Linked DNA regions of Homo sapiens: regions 1 and 3 are each linked to region 2. The links are chromatin contacts, found by Hi-C or POLR2A ChIA-PET in ENCODE. All regions are on one chromosome and are shown on one strand. Each heading gives the region's core, a stretch centred on a gene start or an enhancer-like site at or near the end of the contact. The rest is flanking DNA. Distances are from core to core; before and after follow the strand shown. Region 1 holds the start of SLC39A10 (solute carrier family 39 member 10). Region 2 holds the start of PMS1 (PMS1 homolog 1, mismatch repair system component). Region 3 holds the start of HSPE1-MOB4 (HSPE1-MOB4 readthrough).

Region 1 (2,700 bases), core at 104-2,603, 5.9 Mb before region 2:
TTAATTATGTACAATTTAGATACACATCCAAAAAGAAAACAAATACAAACCTATTCTAGTTTTGCTCCAAGAATGACTCAGTTCCAATGTAAAATTAGAGGACTTAACAGCAAAAGGCATAAATAAAAGTTTCTTTTAAAAAACAGTATAACCTACCATACTTTTTGTTTTTTTCTAACATGTGTTTTGTGTCACTGTTACTTAGAATAGGTACTCGAGTGAACGACCCTTCCAACGGAGGGCTTCAGGTTCTGCAGTGATATTTCTTCCTCGTGCCAGATCCTTAGTACAGCCCATGTGGACAGGCTCCCACGTGAACATTTCTTTACAGAAGCCACAGGAAGACCTTGAACGTCATGTTGCTCGCGCCCTGGCAAGGCCCCCGCCCTTCTTAGCTGGGGCGTTCGAGGGACCCCAGGAGAGGCAAGGAGTTCAGCAGATTCCCAGACCCGGAGAGGCGGTGCGCGAAGGTTCCTCTACGCGATCCCCCTGCCGCGCCCCACATCGCTCTCCACCTAAGGGCTTTCCGGAACAAAGCCGTGCGGCCGCGCCACCTCCGGCCCACCCGGCCTGTCCCACCGACCCGGCCCCACCCTCACCCTCAGCTCCAGGGACCCCCAGCAGGCCGAGATCTTCACACCCCCGCGCTCCGCCTCGGCTTTTCGGTTGGTCCGGGAGAAAACTAGTAGGAGCAGAGGCGCCGCCGTCCGTTAGCCTCGGTCCGGAACAGCGGTGCCGAGGCTCCATCCCGGGGTCCCCTCGCCCCATTACAGACCAGAGAGAAGGACTGGAGAAGAAAAAACCGGGGCGCTGGTCGCCAAGCCCCCGAAGACCTGCCTACAGATCCCCAAAGCCTCGCCCGCCCGCGCCTGCGACGCCATCCGCGGCCGGCGCGCAGCCCCCTAACCGCCGCCACCCGCCCAGCGGTCACTCCCCCACCCCGGGCGCGGCCCGCGAGGCTCCGCCAACCTCCACAGGAAGGTGAGGGGGGCGCGAGGCTCCGCACGCGAAGTGGATGCCGCCGGCTCCCGATCCCGCGGCCCGCAGCAGCCCAGACCGCACACGAGGAGCCGCGGCGCCCAACACTCTGCCCACCACGCGCTCTGCTTCGGCTGGCCGCCGCCGACTGCAGCAGCTGCGGGAACCCCAGCGCCCGCATCCCCGAGGGAACCAGCCCCGACTCCCCGGTTCTGTTCTCCCTTTCTACCCCCACGCCGTCCCGGGACTCGCAGTCTCCGCCGCGCACGGGGCCGGTTCTGGGGGAGGGAATGTAAACAAATCGGGGTTTTATAGTTACCTCACACTCGAGTGCCGTGTGCATCTCCTCTCCGCTCGGTACCAAACCCCGGCTGCACCAAATCGTGTATTCACCAAAGCAGACTGCGCTAACTGCGTCGCAGAAACCGGCGCGTCTGACACCCTGCTACGCTTGCGGCGTACAAGGTCCACTCAGCTCCCTGCGCAGCCGCACCCCGTCCGCCTATGGGTGCTACGCTATGGGCGTACACGCGCCACCTAGCTATTCACTTCGGATAACGCCAGTTGCGTAAAGGAGTCGCACTACTCACGGATTCCACATGGATCGTCCGAGGAATAGGAAATTCAAGTCTACGCAAACTGCGGAGTTCCGTGGCTCCGCGCTAGTTTTGTTCCAAGAAAGAACGCCGCGGGGGAGTTGGGGCGGCTTCTTAACGCATGCGTGGAGCGCCCTTTATCATTCGCCTTTTCTCCTGGCTTTCGAACGTCGGTTGCTGAGGCCTTGGGCAAGGCGAATGAGTAATGGAAGCTCTAAACCCAAACGCTTTAGCCAAAAAGCTTCAGAGTGATCAACTGGAATGTTCATCTGTATACGAGTTAAACATCTACGTTAAGTTAACCCCGCCCCCTTTGTTAAAGTAACCTTTTCAGTCTCTTAGGGCAACAGCGAACTTTATTTAGTGCTAAGTGCGAGGTGTTTTGCCTAGCTCCCCTTCCCACCCATTTAATTCTAAAGCACACTTACTGCGGGTCTTCCAAACCTAAAAGAAAAAGTTGAGTCCTGAGAACATGTCACACATGTAGAGAAATTCTCGAGGCTTTTGGCAACTTTCCAAGGTCTTCACTCCTCTACTCCTCAACTGATCGACTATTTCTTAACACTCTATGACAAAAAAATCCCGATCCAGCCAAGCAGTTCCATGGACTTGTGCCTACACCGTGCTCATTCTTGCCCTTTGCTCACGCCATACATCCCATCTAAATTGTCTCCTCCCCTCTTAAGCAACCACCAACCCACATTTTCTTAAAAGGTGACTCTGGACGTCTTATTTTTGCTTCATTACTCTGCTTCCTGGCTCTTACTTAATCCACATGTTGAGGCGTATCTGCATTCCGCCTGGGGTGCCTGTGTTTCTATATCCAACCAGAATCTACTTAACACAGCGAGTTCTGGGGGTGCCTTACTGGTGTCTAGTAGAGAAAATAAAACCATGAACAGCAGTAATCGCAGGCTTGACTGTGTGTCAAGTACTCCACATATATATTAATTTAATCACCATAACACGGTGAGGTAGGAAACTGAGGCACACAAGACTTTAACTTGCCTGGTATCACAGAGCAGGTAGAGAAAAGAGTTGGGATTTCCAAACCCATTCAGTATGGACGGCTAGGTAGTCCCGCTAACCTGCATATTATACCTTCATGAAAGAAGGTTATTTTTTG
Region 2 (2,700 bases), core at 8-2,507:
TTCCTTCACCTGCCAACAGATTAGGTATTCCTTCCCCTGCAGTCCCCCTTTACCTCATTTCTAATTAACCTCATCACAAGTTACTCTATTAATATGTGTTTCTGTCTGTTGCTCCTGACTCAGAGTTCTTTGAGGACAGGGGTTTTATATCAATCACACATCGCTAGCATAGCCCCTGGAATATAGCACTCTATACCATATGTGTACCAAATGGAAGGGTTTATATCGGGCTTACAAATCACAGCAAAGAATGTCTGGGAATATCAGGATAGTCAGTCTTCCATATTTGCTGGGAGGGAAAAGGAACACTTCTGAAGAAGTGCTGATGACCCGGAAAGTCAGTTAAGGACAACAGGTGTGCCTAAAAAAGAAGTAAAGATCAGAGAACTCACAGACTTCCATTAGAGAGAACACAAAGAAATCATTTATTTAAAGATCAGACTAAATCCAAAACAATTAGGTTCACAAAGCCAACAGAAATGCAAGATACAGACATACACAGCCAACATTCTCTTAAGTCAATTTCAAAATGTTGAAAGCTATTTCGGCAATAAAAATCACAAACTTTCTGCACTGCCAAGGTGAGGGAAATTACATTTCAAAGGCGATTCCAAAAAAACCTAATCAAGACTTTCCTCAGGATCAATTTTTGGTATTCACATTTCCTTAGCATGTAATACAGGTGCCTGTCTTCGGCGTACGGATAAACCCAGAAGGCCAAGAGCAAAAATCGTGATTAACTTTAAAGAGTTTAACTTGCACCCCTTGTATGATGCCACAGGATACAATACTATAAACCGCCACTCACACAAGATGAGTTACAGTTGCCATGGGTTAAATCTGCTGCCTGGAAAACAAATTTTAAGTCCTCCACCCAGAAGGGTCTGGGGAATGGGACGCAACAAAGACCAAGCCAGAACACCCCGGAGCCCAGACCTGCTCAGAAAACGCGTTCCACGTGTGCGCGCCCGCAAGCCCGGCTTCGCTTCCCGCCCCGCGGGGAGCGCCCTTAGCTGCCCTATAGCGTTCGCGCCCGGACCAGGACGAGTAGAGGGGACGGGGCCCTCGAGCCATCGAGGATATAATAAATACCCGTTAGTCACACCACACTACCTTCCTGCTAGCGCGAGGCAGGCAATTACCATCCACTAGCCGCAAGCAGCCAGCGTCTCACCCGATGCGCAGGCCCAACCCCGCACCCGCACCCGCACCCAGCACGCACGCGCGCGGCAGAGCGGGTGCAGAGAGCGCGGCACTGAGTCCCGCCTCGCCCGGGGGCAACGTGAGATTGGCGCTGCTCGCAGCCAATCCGCTGGCAGCGAGTCTGTCCGGGAAAGCTTCCGCAAGCTGCGCAGCGCCGGGCCTGAGGGCGTGTATCCGCGGCCGTAGCAGCCGGGCTGGTCCTGCTGCGAGCCGGCGGCCCGGAGTGGGGCGGCGGGTAAGTGGGCACGAACGCGGTGGACGCTGTACAGTCGCCTTCGTCGGTAGGGAACTGCTGGCGGCCTAGGGGTCGTCCTGAGAGGGAAAAGCGGGCTCCGGCTGCATCTGCGGCGCCCTGCGTGGCCGTAAGAGCCAAGTGGCCTCAGAGGCTCGCCCCCTACGCAAATCCTCGTTGTCTTGCCAGGGTCCTGACGTGACGTGCGGCCGCGAGAAGGAAGGGGCGGGTTGGGGGAGGCGCTGAGGTGGTAGCAGCGGCGGCTTTTGCTGAGTTTTCTCTGGCCCAGAGCGCTCGGGCTGTCGGTCTAGCAGGGGGGACTCCCCTGAGGGGCCGCTGCGGGTCGCCGTCTTCGGAGGCACCGGCGAGGGCAGAGCCAACAGCCTCTTCACGGTCTGTAAGGTCATTGTTTGCCAGTCGTGGGCAGCGCGGCAAACCTGCTGGGAAAAGGTTTTCTGGTTGGAATAGGATGAGTACCGCACCAGCTTTGCCTTCCAGCTGAGATGTAAATTTCAGGCCTCCATCCTGTGGAACGTGGGAAAACTATCTTGAGTGTTGGCATGTTCTAAGTATGACATAATAGTTTAATGTATGATAAATCATGGGTGTTTAGACGAAAGATTTACACATATAAATTGGAGGCTTTAGCGGTCTTAGTGTAACTAACTTTTCGTCCCCTTAACCCTTGATGCCTGTTCTATGGGTCTCTAGAGCGGAAGGAGCATTATACTCCGGAAACATTTGCTGGAAGGGGTTATGAGAAATTCCTCTCTGTATGCTAACTCCGTAATACAAGCGTTTGTGTATTTTAAAATCACAGCTGTTCCAAATATAATCTAGCCTCGTTTTCCCCCTCCGTCGGATGATAGGTGTTCTTCAGGACAGTTTTATTTTAAGCAATTCTTAGTCTCAAGTAAACACCATCATTAAAAGAACTGAGAACTATTATCAATTCTTCCTTTGGAGTCCATCTTCAATGGAAAGGAGAAGGGAAAACCTTTTTTAAAAAGAAGAAAGAAAACTGAAGTTTTTGATTTGACTAGAGAAATATTCAGAAGACTCCTTATTTTCACCTAGTTTAATCACAAAATTGAGAAACAAACATTATCCCTTGACCATGTAAATTTTACACCACATTATGTCAACAGCATGTACCTTCCACATTGAGTATTCAGAAAGAAGTGATCTGAACTCTGACCATTCTTTATGGATACATTAAGTCAAATATAAGAGTCTGACTACTTGACACACTGGCTCGGTGAGTT
Region 3 (2,700 bases), core at 132-2,631, 7.7 Mb before region 2:
ATCTCGCCCTGTCCCCCATACTGGAATGCAGGGGCGCCTTGCAACCTCGGCTCCTTGCAACCTCCGCCTCCAGGGTTCAAATGATTCTCCTGCCTCAGCCTCCCCAGTAGCTGGGATTACAGGCGCATGCCACCACACCCGGCTAATTTTTGTATCTTTAGTAGAGACGGGGTTTCACCATGTTGGTCAGGCTGGTCTTGAACTCCTGACCTTGTGATCCGCACACCTCGGCCTCCCAAAGTGCTGAGATTACAGGCGAGAGCCACCGCACCCGGCCTATTGAGGACAATTTTTAATACTCTGAAACTATCACATAAAATAAGCATCATAGCATTGGTCATATAAAATAAGCAACTTTATATTAGTCATTTCCCTTTAAGAAACAGATTAGAACCAAAGCAGTTAATGATCTTGAAAACGACATAAACTCTACTTAATAAGCGACTTTTAATACTCCAGAATTACTTCTTTTCCCTCCACTGCACACTATAAAAAATAGTTCCACTGCAGCTCCCATTTACCTTTCCTTTAGAACCCGATCCAACAGCGACTACTGTTGCTTGCAATACTTTTCCTTGAGATTTTTCTGGAAGCATAATGCCTCCTTTGGTTACAGTTTCAGCAGCACTCCTTTCAACCAATACTCGGTCAAAGAGTGGAAGAAACTTTCTAAACGCTTGTCCTGCCTGTAGGAAGAGAAATGTTTTGAAACAAAAACTAAATGTAATCACATTATCAACAGGCAACGCCACCGTGCTATACATCTCAACACGTTTTGGCTTTGAAAGTTAACACCAAACCTCAGCTTATTCGTTAAGGAAGCGCATTTGAATGTACTAACCAATATTCCAAGTTTAATTCCCGATTCCTTACGTCTGTTAGGGGTCGTTGTCGCTCCTCCGGTGAGCAACCAGACCAGCTTTAAGGTCAACCTTAGTTTATTCCAAGGTCAAATGTTTTCCTTCTTCAGGTTTTTCCAGAAATTTTCAGGAAACGCTGGGTCAAGCTCCCTGCCTGGCACCATGATTTTTACCCAAGATATTACACATCCACAAAGGCCCTGCAGAAGCAGGTGAGACGCTGCGCGTGCGCCCGGGTTCTCGCCCCCCTGCCTTACACACCGGCAGCACACGCGCGTGCAAAGAGCCCTGGGGGAGAAAAGGGTCGGGCGGGCCTTGCCGCTCCAAGGTGCCATCGGGCGCTGGTCACTGAGTGGCCACCAATCCCTCCCGCCCAGCCCAACAAAAGAGGGGCGTCAGGGATCCCCGTACGCCTCAGACAGGCCCGGGCCTGCAGGCCTCGGGGCCACGCGGGACTCACCATTACTCCCTCCGCCTCAGACTCGTACTCTGCTCTAGTGTAGCGCCGCAAAGAGACTCGCAGTCCGGCCCTGGCGACACGTGAAAAAATCACCCAGCGCGCAGGCGCGCTCGCCCCAGCGGTCGCCGCTAGCCCCCTCGCCCCTCCCAGGGAGGGAGGGCGGTCGCCCCGACGCGCACCGCGATTCGCCCCAAGGGCCCTGCGCAGGACGCTGACGCGAAGACTCGGAGGCGGAAGAAAAAAGGAGCTGTTTCTAGGCTTTTCTAGGCGCCCAGCCGAGGTGAAAGAACTACCCCTTCGTCCCCTCCCGGAAATGACGCGATTTGACCCTTGAGCCGTAGGGAGCGCGGCATTTTCTGGAAAGTTCTGGAACCGAGCGAGGCCCGGGAACTAGACTAAGCCGGCCGGAGAGGGCTGAGCGCGCTAGCACACCCTGCGCGGGTAGGGAGGGGCGGGGCTCGCGCGCAGGGTGTGCAGATTGCAGGGCCCGGGCTGACGGGAAGTGGGTGGGAGCTGCCTGCACACGCGGTGCCGCGGGGCGGGAGTAGAGGCGGAGGGAGGGGACACGGGCTCATTGCGGTGTGCGCCCTGCACTCTGTCCCTCACTCGCCGCCGACGACCTGTCTCGCCGAGCGCACGCCTTGCCGCCGCCCCGCAGGTACGCGGCCTTCCCGCACCACCTCCCCCCGGCTCCTGCGACCCCCGAGTGGGCCTTCCTCCTCTGCGGTCCAGCTGGAGGGTGCGGGCGGCGACAACCTGGAGTTCCGCACCGCGCCGCACCGCAGGCCCAGGCCTGCGGGTCCAGGCCTCGCGGGTCCATGCGGGTTCCATCACGTGCGACGCGGATCCTGGACCTCGGCTGGGCGCGGGAGGGACAACTCGTGGGGTTTGAATTTGGGGGATTGTAACCACTTAGGCCCGCTGGTGCAACCTGCGCCTGGCCGACTTCAGGGAACCGGGGAGGGTGGTGTACGTGAGGGAACCGCTTTTTTCCCCCGCAGGCAGCTGGGATACCGCGCCTCCAGTCTTGACCTTGCTGGGGGCGTTCGGAAAGAAGGACACGTGGGCTCGCGCCGAGTGGGCCGGGCCGCCGCCCCCAGCATCGCGGCCTTGCTGGTTGCTCTGATACAGTAGCCTTGGGTGGATCCATGGAGACACTTTGCTGAGCGGCTTTTTGCACCGTCAGGAATACTTTTAACTTCCCTGGTCACTTGGATTTGTAACTTGCCTCTCTCCGGCTGACTTGGTTTCTCAGGGGCCACAGTTGGAGTGGGTCTGCCCACAAGGCCGTTTTCGCGGTGAAAGATTAACTCGTTTTTGGCGGCAGGGATAGGTGGCCGTGGGGAAGGAGCCGCATGTGCTTTGTGCTGGTGCTATAGG

What was found. Hi-C counts contacts between places; a loop is a spot of excess contacts on that map. ChIA-PET counts read pairs that join two places held with the same protein, here RNA polymerase II (POLR2A). Pooled maps may share reads with other maps.
Region 1: a map of natural killer cell shows a loop between it and region 2 (8-fold over the local background). The contact joins the promoter of SLC39A10 here to the promoter of PMS1 in region 2. A Hi-C loop is called at or near these places in 3 of 168 maps with a recorded cell type or tissue (B cell, CD8-positive, alpha-beta T cell and natural killer cell), 1 of 37 single-sample maps with no recorded cell type and 10 of 50 pooled maps. POLR2A ChIA-PET finds 5 or more read pairs at or near these places in 1 of 52 experiments (BJ).
Region 3: a loop to region 2 is called in a pooled map, with 16 times the contacts of the local background. The contact joins the promoter of HSPE1-MOB4 here to the promoter of PMS1 in region 2. A Hi-C loop is called at or near these places in 1 of 168 maps with a recorded cell type or tissue (B cell) and 7 of 50 pooled maps.

What each region holds. Positions count from the first base shown.
Region 1 is chr2:195,655,879-195,658,578 of GRCh38, reverse strand. It overlaps SLC39A10 (solute carrier family 39 member 10), which reads right to left and starts at 1,353. Exons shown (of 10, transcript NM_020342.3): 1 at 1,298-1,353. RefSeq lists silencers at 585-684, 885-1,004, 1,035-1,084.
Region 2 is chr2:189,783,007-189,785,706 of GRCh38, reverse strand. It overlaps PMS1 (PMS1 homolog 1, mismatch repair system component), which reads right to left and starts at 1,257. Exons shown (of 13, transcript NM_000534.5): 1 at 1,114-1,257. ORMDL1 (ORMDL sphingolipid biosynthesis regulator 1) reads left to right here and starts at 1,368. Exons shown (of 5, transcript NM_016467.5): 1 at 1,368-1,438; 2 at 2,584-2,693. RefSeq lists enhancers at 840-889, 1,440-1,669, 1,680-1,739, 1,830-1,909, 1,195-2,081 and a silencer at 1,250-1,299.
Region 3 is chr2:197,499,060-197,501,759 of GRCh38, reverse strand. It overlaps HSPE1-MOB4 (HSPE1-MOB4 readthrough), which reads right to left and starts at 1,381. Exons shown (of 9, transcript NM_001202485.2): 1 at 1,321-1,381; 2 at 522-686. The coding sequence starts at 1,323. It overlaps HSPD1 (heat shock protein family D (Hsp60) member 1), which reads left to right and starts at 1,920. Exons shown (of 12, transcript NM_002156.5): 1 at 1,920-1,978. It overlaps HSPE1 (heat shock protein family E (Hsp10) member 1), which reads right to left and starts at 1,381. Exons shown (of 4, transcript NM_002157.3): 1 at 1,321-1,381; 2 at 522-686. The coding sequence starts at 1,323. RefSeq lists an enhancer at 1,261-1,320 and silencers at 1,461-1,520, 1,711-2,040.